Regions from separate parts of the Mus musculus genome. Here region 2 is linked to region 1. Evidence: chromatin loops called from intact Hi-C (ENCODE). Cell type or tissue: gastrocnemius. All regions are shown on one strand. Links, peaks and the distances in the headings refer to the core of each region. The heading gives the core; the rest is flanking DNA.

The links. Peaks named below come from ENCODE experiments on the same cell type or tissue, not always from the same donor. Only the 100,000 strongest peaks of a DNase experiment are listed, where the experiment ranks them.
Region 2: a loop joins it to region 1, with 2.0 times the contacts of the local background. A loop is called at or near these places in 12 of 42 quality-filtered maps.

Annotation. Positions count from the first base shown.
Region 1 is chr5:33,140,534-33,145,533 of GRCm38, forward strand. It overlaps Slc5a1 (solute carrier family 5 (sodium/glucose cotransporter), member 1), which reads left to right. Exons shown (of 15, transcript NM_019810.4): 6 at 3,430-3,535; 7 at 4,717-4,797. Among named protein-coding and RNA genes, the nearest start is that of Slc5a1, 39 kb to the left of the region's middle. In gastrocnemius, for the core only: CTCF peaks have their summits at 2,745 (motif pointing left) and 3,670 (motif pointing left); a DNase peak (open chromatin) is centred at 2,742; H3K4me3 peaks cover 640 bases.
Region 2 is chr5:32,927,107-32,933,262 of GRCm38, forward strand. It overlaps Depdc5 (DEP domain containing 5), which reads left to right. Exons shown (of 43, transcript NM_001170567.1): 24 at 739-833. Among named protein-coding and RNA genes, the nearest start is that of Depdc5, 66 kb to the left of the region's middle. In gastrocnemius, for the core only: no CTCF peak of the experiment used is centred there; a DNase peak (open chromatin) is centred at 3,132; H3K27ac peaks cover 742 bases.

The DNA of each region.
Region 1 (5,000 bases), core at 1-5,000:
TCTTAATTAAAGTATAACCACATCACGTTCCCATTCATTGTCTTCTTCTAATTCCTCCCAAGTCCTCTTCCTCCAACTTCTTCCATATCACCCTATAGTGATAGTCTTTTAAAAATTATCATTGGTTATTACATACATACACACACATACACGTTTGTCTGTATAATGGCTGCATAAATAAGACAGAAACAATGGCAGCATCAGTACAGAACACTAACAGAGAACAGGAAAAGCCTTATGTGCCCCACTCCTAGACAATGAACTAAAGACAACTGCTGATTGAGAGAGGGAATCACTCCCAGGGATGATGATGATGACGATGACGATGACAATGACAATAATAAACCTGATAGTCTGTTCAATACAAAATCATCAACCTTGAAACCACAGCCAGACAAACATCAATACATTTTTAGGTACAAAAATATTTATTAAGTTATTTAATACATCAAGTGCATAGCTTTTAGAAAATGTAAAATTCCTATAATGAGCATATATTTATAAACTTTTAAGAGTTTTTTTCTACTTCTAAGTGGTTATGGTTACCTTTTCCAAAATCCTTGAGATTTATGACTTTTGTTTATAATAAGCCAAATGTTTACTGATCTTGTTATTGGCCAAGCAGATATCTCAAAGATGAGGAAAAAGGAATTCAAGTTGGATATATTTCAGGCAAAATGCCAGAAAAATTCAATAATGTCAAACATAATAATTTGAAAACATATTTCTTAATTAACTAGTTCCCTATTTTATATTGGCAAAGATTGTCAACATCTAAATTCAGAACATTTAGCTCTGAAGCTCTCAGAATGCTTCCCTTTCATTAGTATAATGGTAAAATCCTGGAACTTAGGCAGTGCATGTCACTGGTACCTTTTCTTGAGATGGCTCATGTAGTCTGGCAAACAGTGATAAAGTATCTCAGTGCCTGGTGTTGAACTTGTCCCAATGTTGAGTCTCTGACCTCGCCCATTTCTTCCCACATCCTTCCCCCGGGAGATCCGAGTTTTTTCTAGTTCTCTTGTGTGCTTTTTTTTATGCTTTTGATGTTTTGGGAAGTAGACAGGCTTCCATTTGATGAGGGAAGGAGCGACCTAGTCCAGGAGCTGAGGCTGATAACAGTCAGCAGAATTCCCGGATGCTGTTGGGGACATGTTAGGAACCAAAACTGAGACTTTGAAGTTCATTAAATCTTCTCTGTGTATCCTTTAGTGATTTTCAAGTCTTGTATATTCTTCAAATAGAACATTTTGCCTACTTAGCCCAGGTTTTCTGTTTTTAATTCTTTCTTTGCCTCCGAGGCTTCCAGTTTCTCCTGTTGTCTCTTTAATTCGTTTCCATGAAGAGAATTTCTCTTTTCTGAGCACTTTCAGATTGTTGTAGTTTACCTTAGCTTGATTATCCTTCTCTCTCCACGGTACGGAGTTACTGTTGCTCTTCCAAACACCGTATCTGTTCTTCTTCCAGGGCCACAGAAGAGCAAACTCAACCTCTCAGCTTCCAGTTTCGCTTTTCCAACTTGGCCTCTTAAATGTCGGCATTCTTGTCTTACTCTCTCGGCCATTTCCTTCATCTTTGTTTATTAGTTTGAATTCAGCAGGTCGTTCTCCGCGCCAGTGAGGTCATGTAGATCAATCAGCAAATGGCTGGTTGGCTGAGGTCACATGGATCTGCAAACAGCTGATTCAGAATTTTTCTTTTTCTTACATTGTGTTTTCAGTACTTACCGTTTCCTGCTGAAGTTTTAACTTTTCATCTCCTAATGCCATAAGACTTTGAGCTTTCCTTGGCAGCTTGTACTTTACGTATTAATTCCCAATCTCTTTCCAATGAGAGAAGTTTGTGCTGTTCAACATGTCTTGAGAATTTCATTGTCTGACTGCAATCCCCAAAGTATAGGCAGAAAGGAGCAAACACCAATACCTTTTTGAATATCAAAATAATGCGTGCTGTGTTAGTCTTGGTAAACTGTAAAATTCCCTAGAAAGGAAGAAAAACACCCCCAGGAAAACACTGACAATTGAGGCGGATAGTAGGGGCTAAAAACCAACACCTGAGCCTTCGAAATAAAACAGGTTTACTCAGCTGGGGTCAGCTATAGTCACTTAGTTATGGTATCCTTAGTAGGAATTTTGGGGTCCCCAGGATAGAATTCATGAGAGGAAGAGTTTGTACTCTCTCTCTCTCTCTTCCTTTCCTTCTCTCTCCTCCCTCCCTCCCTCCCTCTCTTCCTTTCTTTCTGTTTCGATTAAGCACAAAAGTTTCCTTTATCTGTGCTGGATACAAGCAGCATATCATAAAATTAAGTTTTCTATTAGGCAACACTTAAGCATCTGCACCTGCGAGCATGCACGAATAACATCAGTATGTGGATTTAGGCATTAAATTCTCAACTTTATGACACACTGAAACCATAGCAAAGGGCGGAAGGATGTGGGAGGGGACCTAAGCACTGCAGGGCTCTAAGCAACTGCAATAGAGTGAGGAAGAGGCTCATGAAAACTGTGTGTGTGTGTGTGTGTGTGTGTGTGTGTGTGTGTAAGAGTCCAACCCCTTTGTTGGTCCCTTCCCAAGGAGTCTGATTGGATTATTTTGCAGATTTCTAAAATTTATTAGATATTATGCAATAAAATAAAACCTCATACATTCCATGAAGAAGTCTAATTTCTCTCTGCCAAATCTGAAAAGATTTACCAAGTCGCCTCTTCCTGGTAGCACAACATTTTGGCACCCTCTGCTGTTTTAAATTAGAAACTGCACATCACCCAGCCATGTAGCTTAATTAGAGGTAGAGATTGGAAGAATTGTATAAAGAACACAGTGGATTCGACAGTATGAGGGAACAAGCCCCCCCTGAAAATTACTCCAGACAGTGTAAGCCGAATCACTAGAAGCTTGTGAGAGGCCCTTGGTGTTCCGGATGAAGTCTTTTTGGGCCAGGCAGGTAAAATTAAAATTCTGCTGAAGAAGCTGGTGAGTGGGGCTAGGTTTCCCACTTGCAGATCTGAAGCATTAAGACTTGTTTTTGTGGGCAGACCTGTGCACACGGATGCGAAAAAGCTAGGAGTCATGGCTAAGGGCAGCAGCTGACGGGTGGGATGCTGACAGACTCTTTCATAGTTAAATGTTTGTGGAGCATCTTGTCCCATGATCCTCAGTGAGGGACTCACAGTGTATGGTACTAAAGATTAAGGGACGTCGTGTGGCATGTGGCCACTTTCAATTTGCTTAATCTAGCATTTCATAGATTTTTTAAAAATTATGACCACAGAATCCTTCTTGTAATGTGCTAACTATTATTATGAATAAAGCTTAATATACTATTAATACTATTAATGTACTATTATGAATAAAGCTTGCTTGAAAACCCAGGAATACCCCTGTGTCCAGATAGCCTCTCTCACTTCTGCCTCTCTTCTCTCCTTGCAGGCAGACATCTTCTCCGGGGCTATATTCATCAATCTAGCCTTGGGCCTGGATATATACTTGGCCATTTTCATCCTGCTAGCAATCACTGCCCTTTATACAATCACAGGTGAGTCTATTCAAGAGAATCCAAAGCTTGAGCCTGTTCCAGCATTAGTCACATGTTAGGATGGAGGCGGTAGGATTTGAGAATGGCTGTTACTTGGTCTCCACTGCAAGCCATGTGGATGAATGTCCTGTGAGAGCCCCCTGCTGGCTATGCAAGTCGGGGCAACATTTCATAGTCACTCAGGAAGAGCTTGACTCTGAAGGTTGTGTGACTAAGCCGGGACAGTTAGAGGCATTGCCAAGTGAAAAAATAGGTGGACAATGTGCCGGGCAGTGGTGGCACATGCCTTTAATACCAGCACTTGGGAGGCGGAAGCAGGTGGATTTCTGAGTTTGAGGCCAGCCTGCTCTACAAAGTGAGTTCTAGGACAGCCAGGGCTACACAGAGAAACCCTGTCTTGACCCCCCCCCCCAAAAAAAAAAGTGGACAACATAGCAGATACGGGCGTGGCGTGACTCAGAAGCAAGGTGAGCTGGCAGATACTGGAAGAAGGTGGTTACTGGGAAGTTGTGGGGGAGAGAGGGGACACAAAGGGTGATGATATAACAGACCCTTGGAAGCCCCAAATATAATGTGACTAGATTGGGAGCCATTTTGAAGTGGGAGAAAGCTATGCAAAGAGGTTTTGGAGTAAGATTTGAGGATAGCACAGACATTGGTGTCCTTTGTAGGAACGGAGGGGAAGACTCAACAGTAGGACTTGGTGCTTCATGGGGGCCCTGCATGGACGGACAAGAAGTTACTTAGAGGGGATGGACTGTAGCACATCTGTCTGTCTCATGCACATGCACGCATGTGCGCGTGCATGCACTCACACGCAGAGAGAGTTGGGGTGTCCTGGGTTCCATTTCTAGCATTGCAAAGCAAAAAAAAAAAAAAAAAAAAAAAAAAGAGCAAGCACTCTGTGGAGACATGCCCTAGTTTTAAAAGCTCACAGCCAGTACTTTCCTCTTAGAAAGTCCTTTTCCCAGGCCTTGGGGGTATTTTCATGAGAAGCTAGAAACATTCTGAGTAGAAGGATGTTGTAGCAGGATCAGGGAGGGAAGGGAAGGCAGTGGATGGTGGTGGCAGGGGTCGGGGGAGCTTCTTGGAAGGTGTGGTAGAAGGAGCATAGTGGGTAGATAGAGGGAGCAAGTGATGGCCTCCCTCTCAATGTGATCTATTGTCTTTTGCCTGCTTAGGGGGGCTGGCAGCTGTAATTTACACAGATACCCTGCAGACCGCGATCATGCTGGTGGGGTCTTTTATCCTGACTGGGTTTGGTAAGTGGGGCTAGGGCTGGCTGGGGAGGTGGGGGCAGAGGTGTGGGGTTCTGAGAAGAGAAGAGCAAGTCTGGCTTGCCTGTCTGCATGCTGTACCTAGCTCAGGGCAGTGGCCCAGCCCTGACTGACCACGCTGTGGGAAGCCCCTTGTCCTTGTCCTTGTCCCTGTAGGACCCTTGTTGGAGCAGATCCAAGGAACACTT
Region 2 (6,156 bases), core at 442-5,441, 210 kb before region 1:
TGTCAGCCAGTGTCAGTCCCATCCCTGGGTACAAGCCATCTGCCTGGCATTTTGCCTGTAATATTACCAAGGCCCTGCTTAGGTATATTTTGAGCTTACATTTTGTAAACTTCCTAGTTTTCTTCCAAACCTTGGTCAAAGGCGAAAATGAGCTATCTATTTTTTTATCTCAGGGTTAGCCTATAGAATGCTGGGACAGGAGATTCAGCCTTAGACAGCCTTCCTTTACTTGGCATGTTGGTTTTTTAACAAAATATTTTATAAAGCCTCTGAAGAGTCAGTGTAGGAAGAAAGACACTTAAGCCTTGATGAACATATTGGTCCTAAATTGCTTTGGGAACCACTTTGCAAAGAGCAGCCTTCTTGGTCCCTTCCTTAGACATTGGACATCTTCTTTGCTGGGGGTGTTCATGGGAGATCTGGATGGTGTGTGGCCCTTTTCACCAGGTTTACTGTGGTATATCCTTTCAGGCATTTTATATCTTTCCTTTGTTATTAAGCGGGCAGAAAGGGTCTAGCATGGTGGTAGGTAAGCAACCAGGGAGAGTGTTCAAGGCTGACACAGAAGTGAAGCACTACTACATGATTGAGGTGTGGATCCTAAGTGTTGCTTCTTTTTCATTAGCGTTTCCAATCCCATATGCCCTCTCCCATACACTAGGATACAGGGTGAACAGGAAAAAAAAAAGTGATGATCTACATTAATTAATCCAGGTGGCCTGGCTTTGTTCTCTGCAGGCACAGCACTTCCCGCCAGCCTGGTGACAGCATGTCCTTGAACTTCAGTGGAACGGAAGAGCTTTCTGTCAGCCTGCTTAGCAACAGCAGTACAGGTAACTCATCTAAGAAGAGGTGGGATGCTCCAAGCAGCCTCACATCTAGAAGAGACACAAAGGCCAGAAAAGCAGGACCATGTCTATTTTGGGGATCTTTTCAGCCACATGTCGTGGTGACCTATTTAGAAGCACTGCTGTATAATGCATGGGATTATAAATGGGCTGCACATTACATTTTTAGCTGAGAACATGTTGGTCAAGACATATTTATCATCGCTTTGTCAGGGAGTCCTGGCTGAGGGCTTGTGAGGTGTTGAGGGCAGCACCAGAGTCCGAGTAGGAGTAGTCTGTACCCTCAGAAAAACAAGCCCACAGGGGAACATTGTGATCTCTGTTATATCATCACAGAATAAAAAGAAGCCTGTGGGTGGTAGCATACACCTTTTCAATTCCAGCACTCCAGAGGCAGAGACAGGCAGAGCTCTGTGAGTTTGAGGTTAGCCTGGTCTACATAGTGAGTTCTAGGCCAGCCAATCCTATATAATAAAATACTGTCTCAAGAGAAAGAGGGTGGAGGGAGGCCATGTGGTTATGCTGAAAAGTAAGTGTGCATCTCAGGCTTGAGGGGTGGAGATTGGCTTGGTGGAAAGTTATAAGGAACAGATTCTTCTTTTTTACTCTTTCTGACACTTTTATTATCCAGTAATCCCAGGGAGGCATGTATTACTAAGTACAGTACATGGACAGTTGATGCCTAGATATGCAGAGGTACTAAACTAACCTCTCAAAGCAGCCTGGCACCCTCATTTGAGCATTCTAGTCAGCGTGTCAGGGAACATGAGTTTGGAAAGCTACCTTTTCTGCAAAGCGGGTATTGTACAAGATGAGTGTGGGAAGATTTAAACAACAGGATGGCTGCTTCATCATGTCTGTGTCCTATAAAATGGCGTGTATTTCTAGAACTTGGCTTAAGGTTTATGGAAGTAGGGGCTGGAAAGATGGCTCAGCAGTTAAGAGCAACAGTTGCTCTTCCAGAGGACCCAGGTTCAATTCCCAGCACCCACATGACAGCTCACATCTGTCTGTAACTCCAGTTCCAGGGGTTCTGTAAATTAAAAAGAAAATAGAAAAGGATTTGGAAAGTAAAGCTGTGTAAAGGGGGCCAGTGATATTGTTTTTAGTCACTGGTGGGTTAATCCAGCCATGTTCCTATAGCCCAAGTATAAGTGCTTACATCGACAGTAAGAGATCCCCAAATGGTTTTAGTCGCCTTCTATTCATTCATTTTAAATGAGAAACAAGTAAAAGTTTGTTTGGTACTGTGGAAATAGTTTCAGTCATATATTCAGGGTGCTTAAATGGCTGCAAGATTTTCTTAAGTGCCTGCAGAATGTCACAAAGGCAGCGATTCTATCACTTGGCTGAAGTAGGAAGCCAGATTTTAGGAACCAGTTTGAGTTTTCCTGGCTTTGGGGTAGAAGGTTACTAAGGAGGGCTGATCTGGGTTTCTGGACCATTCTTTGAGCTAGCTAGACTAGTGATTAGAAGCAGGAAGAATTAATTGAACCCAGATGGTAGCAGCCAGCACCAGGATCTACTCAGAAGAGCCCAGTACCATGGAGTATTGCTGAGATACCACATGGTTCCCTCTATGTAGCTTTTGGAATCTTAAGTTTCCTGTTGAGAACAGAGTGAGCTTTAAAAGGGTCTTGGTTTGAAGATGGGTGTGCAAGATCTTTACGTGATATTGTCATAGCCTCTAAGCCGAGAGTTTCCTGGCACCCTTTGTCATCACAATCCACACTATTCTCTTGAGGCAAGGTCTTTCTCTGAACCTAGAGGTAGACTTGCAGCCAGAAAGCCCCCTCAAGTCTCCTATCACTGTTCCCTACAGCATGGTTCTTATAGGCACAACACTAACAAGTGTGGCTTCCAGGAATTTGAACTCCGTCCTCTTGCTCGGACACTACAAGCTCTTACCTGTTGCACTGTCTCCCCAGGTATGGTTTGCTTCCTTAATTCGCAAAACTATACCTCTTTCAGAAGTGTTTAAACTTCTATTTACAGGAATCAGAAATTATAAAGATATCAGTTCTCATATCCTCAGTGGCCTTTGACTTGTATCTCCTTTGGGATTCTTTTTGAGGCAGTTCCCTTATGTGATAACAAGGATGAGAGAAAGCCCTCTCACTAGGATTTGGACTGTAAATCATTCAGATGTAGTGTGGTTTTCACATCTCTACTAAATTAGAATATGTAGATAATGCAATGTGTTGTGACTGACAGGCAGCTTCAGGGATATGGGTACAGTTCAGTACTAGACCACTTGTATAACATGCACAAAGCCCTGGCTTTGATCCCAGGCCCAGGGGTGGGGGTTAGGCAAGGTGCTCAGGAGTGGCAGTGGAAGTGTCACTAGAGGAGCAGAGGAAGCTGCAGCAGAGTGTTGCAGAGCTTCTGCCTTAGGTTGTACTAGCAGGCTGTTAAAATCAACTTCTGGAACAGTGCAAGACTATATAGAGTTCTAAAGGAAATCGTTATATGATCCGAGATACTTTATTAATTTGATGTAATGTGACATTTTGTTTCTTGTTAAAGTATTACATGAAACAAAACAAACAAATCCCATCCATCTAGATCCGTGTCCCCACAGCATTATGAGGGTCAAAAGTAGGCTGGGTTTGGTAAGGACAGAACTTAGAATTCTTGTTCTGGAGCTAAACTCCAGATAAACTGCATTCCGAATGCCTTTAATCCCAGCACTTGGAAGGCAGAGGCAGGCAGATCCCTGAGTTCAAGGCCAGCCTGCTCTACAGACTGAGTTCCAGGACCTCCAGGGCCACATAGAGAAACCCTGTCTTGAAAAACAAAACAATCCTTGTTTTGTTACAGAATACATTGAAAAACATAGCTAATAAACATTTCACTTATTAAAAACAAGAGAAAAATCAAGAAAACCAGTTCTGTGACCCTACCTCTGCCTCCTTTGGCTTGAAGCTTCTGCCGTCTGCAGGTACCCAAGTGTGACTCAGACTTCCTGCATCTGGACCTGATTCATGCATGAGTCATGCCTCTCAGAATACTGTCTCTGTGGGTTCCCTTTTGGCTCTGCAGGAGTTTGTTTTGAGCAGGGTTGTGAGACCTTGTAGCTGTATTGTTCACTTCTCTATGCTGTTAGCAGCGTAAAGGCAGTTAGTGGGTCTTGGTAGATAGATTTCTATCCTTCTGCCTTTTTACTGGTATTGGAGAGACTGAAGCTAGGACCTTACATAACTAAGCACTTACCTACCTAGTTATGTATCAAGAACCTATTTAAACAACAAACAGGATTGAAATACTGCTCAGTTGGTGGAGTGCTGGGTCCAGGGTCCCATGCCTGTCCTACATGAAAAGCTGGGATTGGTGGAAGTAGATGCCAACAGAAAATGAACTCAGTGGCATCTTTGGAGGCTACATATCTTATAATGTCATAAATGTCATGTCGGTCAGGGCTTTTAAAACATTTTCCTTATTGTGTTTATATATATGTGTGTTTCTTTTACTGTATAGATCCTTTGTGTATATATTATTGCTTCCAGTGTTTTTATGGGATCCCTGATAGTGTGAACAAGTAGTCTAGGATCTCTATCTGTTTCTTGTGCCTTTTTAAAGGCTCTTTTCCTGTTTTGTTCTATTCTTATGTATTAGTTTTTGTTTATATTATATCTTATTATTATTCCTTAGAAGCATGTTTGCTTTCTAATGAGAGACAAAAGGAAATGGATCCGGATGAGAGGGGAGGTAGGAAGGAACCAGGAGAAGTAGAGGGAGGGAAAACAATAATTATGATAGTATGTGAGGAAAAATAGATCTTTTGTTTGCTTGTTTTGAGACAGGGTTTCTCTGTGTGGCTCTGGCAGCCCCAGAATTCACTGTGTAGACCAGTCTGGCCTTGAACTCAAAATCCACCTGCCTCTGTCCACTGAGTGCTAGGATTAAAGGCGTGCACCACCATCCCCTGCTTTGGTTTGAATTGCTTTGCTTTGCTTTTTTCTAAATATTTATTTATTTATTTATTTATTTATTTATTTATTCTATTCATGTGAGTACATCGTAGCTGTCTTCAGGCATACCAGAAGAGGGCATCAGATCCTATCACAGATGGTTGTGAGCCACCATGTGGTTGCTGGGATTTGAACTCAGGACCTCTTAACCACTGAGCCATCTCTCTAGCCCCCCCCCAGCTTTTATTTTCAATAAGAGGAAGAAAAATCCAAGTAGAAGAAAAGGAAGGGAGGGATGGGGAGAGGGAAGAGGAAGAAAGGAAGGGAAAGAAGCTGGGCTTAGGGAGTTACAGAGTTGGCTCAGCAGGTAGGAGCTCTTGGTGCTTTATAGAGGTTGTGATTCCCATATGGTGGCTTGCAACCATCTGTAACTCAAGTTCCAGTTGTCTGATGCTCTCTTCTGACTTCTGTGGGCACCAGGCATGAATATGGTGCACAAACATACATGTAGGCAAAACTGTTTGTAAAATTGAATAAGCAGAGAAACTGGGCTCAGCCCTGGGAGAGAGGAAGGAGGTCTGCAAATTCAGGACCATTCTCTGCTGCCGGCGAGCGTGAGGTCAGCACGGGACACAAGAGACCCTGCCTGGCAATAACAGACAAAACAGGCGCAAACGCATCTCACTGTTTAATTTGCTGTTTCCTAAGTGGACACTGGTGTGGAATCTATTTTTAAATGTGCTCGTTTGCCTTCTGTGTGTGGTGTTGAAGGGTCTATTTAAATATTTTGTTCATTTATTTATTGGGTTGTTAATTTTCTTCCTCTTGAGTTTTGAGAGATCTCTTTATATTCCAGATGCAAGTCCTTTTTCCAGATTATGTGATTTTTCAAGTGCTTTCTCCTGTGTTATTGCTTTTTTTTTCTCTAAAGATTCACAAAGAATTTATAAATACATGTTATAGTTGAGAGGGATTCCAGTGACACAGAGGTATATGGAGTAAAAGGTTGAAACTCTGGGGCTGGAGCAAGGCTCAGCAGCTGAGTCTGTGATGCTCTTGCAGAGGACCTGGGTCCTGTTCCTCATCCCCACACAACAGCTCCCAGTGTCTGAGAGGATCTGATGTCCTCCTCTAGCCGCCATGTGCTTCAGGCACACACAAGATGCACATGTATATGAGCAGGTACTCACACACATAAAAACAAATAATCCTAAAACAAAGTCCTGCGTTTTACTTACATCCTCCCTTGAGCTTTCTGTGTGGAGGCAGCTCATGTTGGTTATGTTTTGAGGCCCTTTCCAATATTCCTCTTTATAGTCTGCTTTTTTATTAAATAGTTATGTTTTCTAAGTGACATTTGGTTGTGTGTGTTTTTTAAATTAGCTATGTCCTTTCAT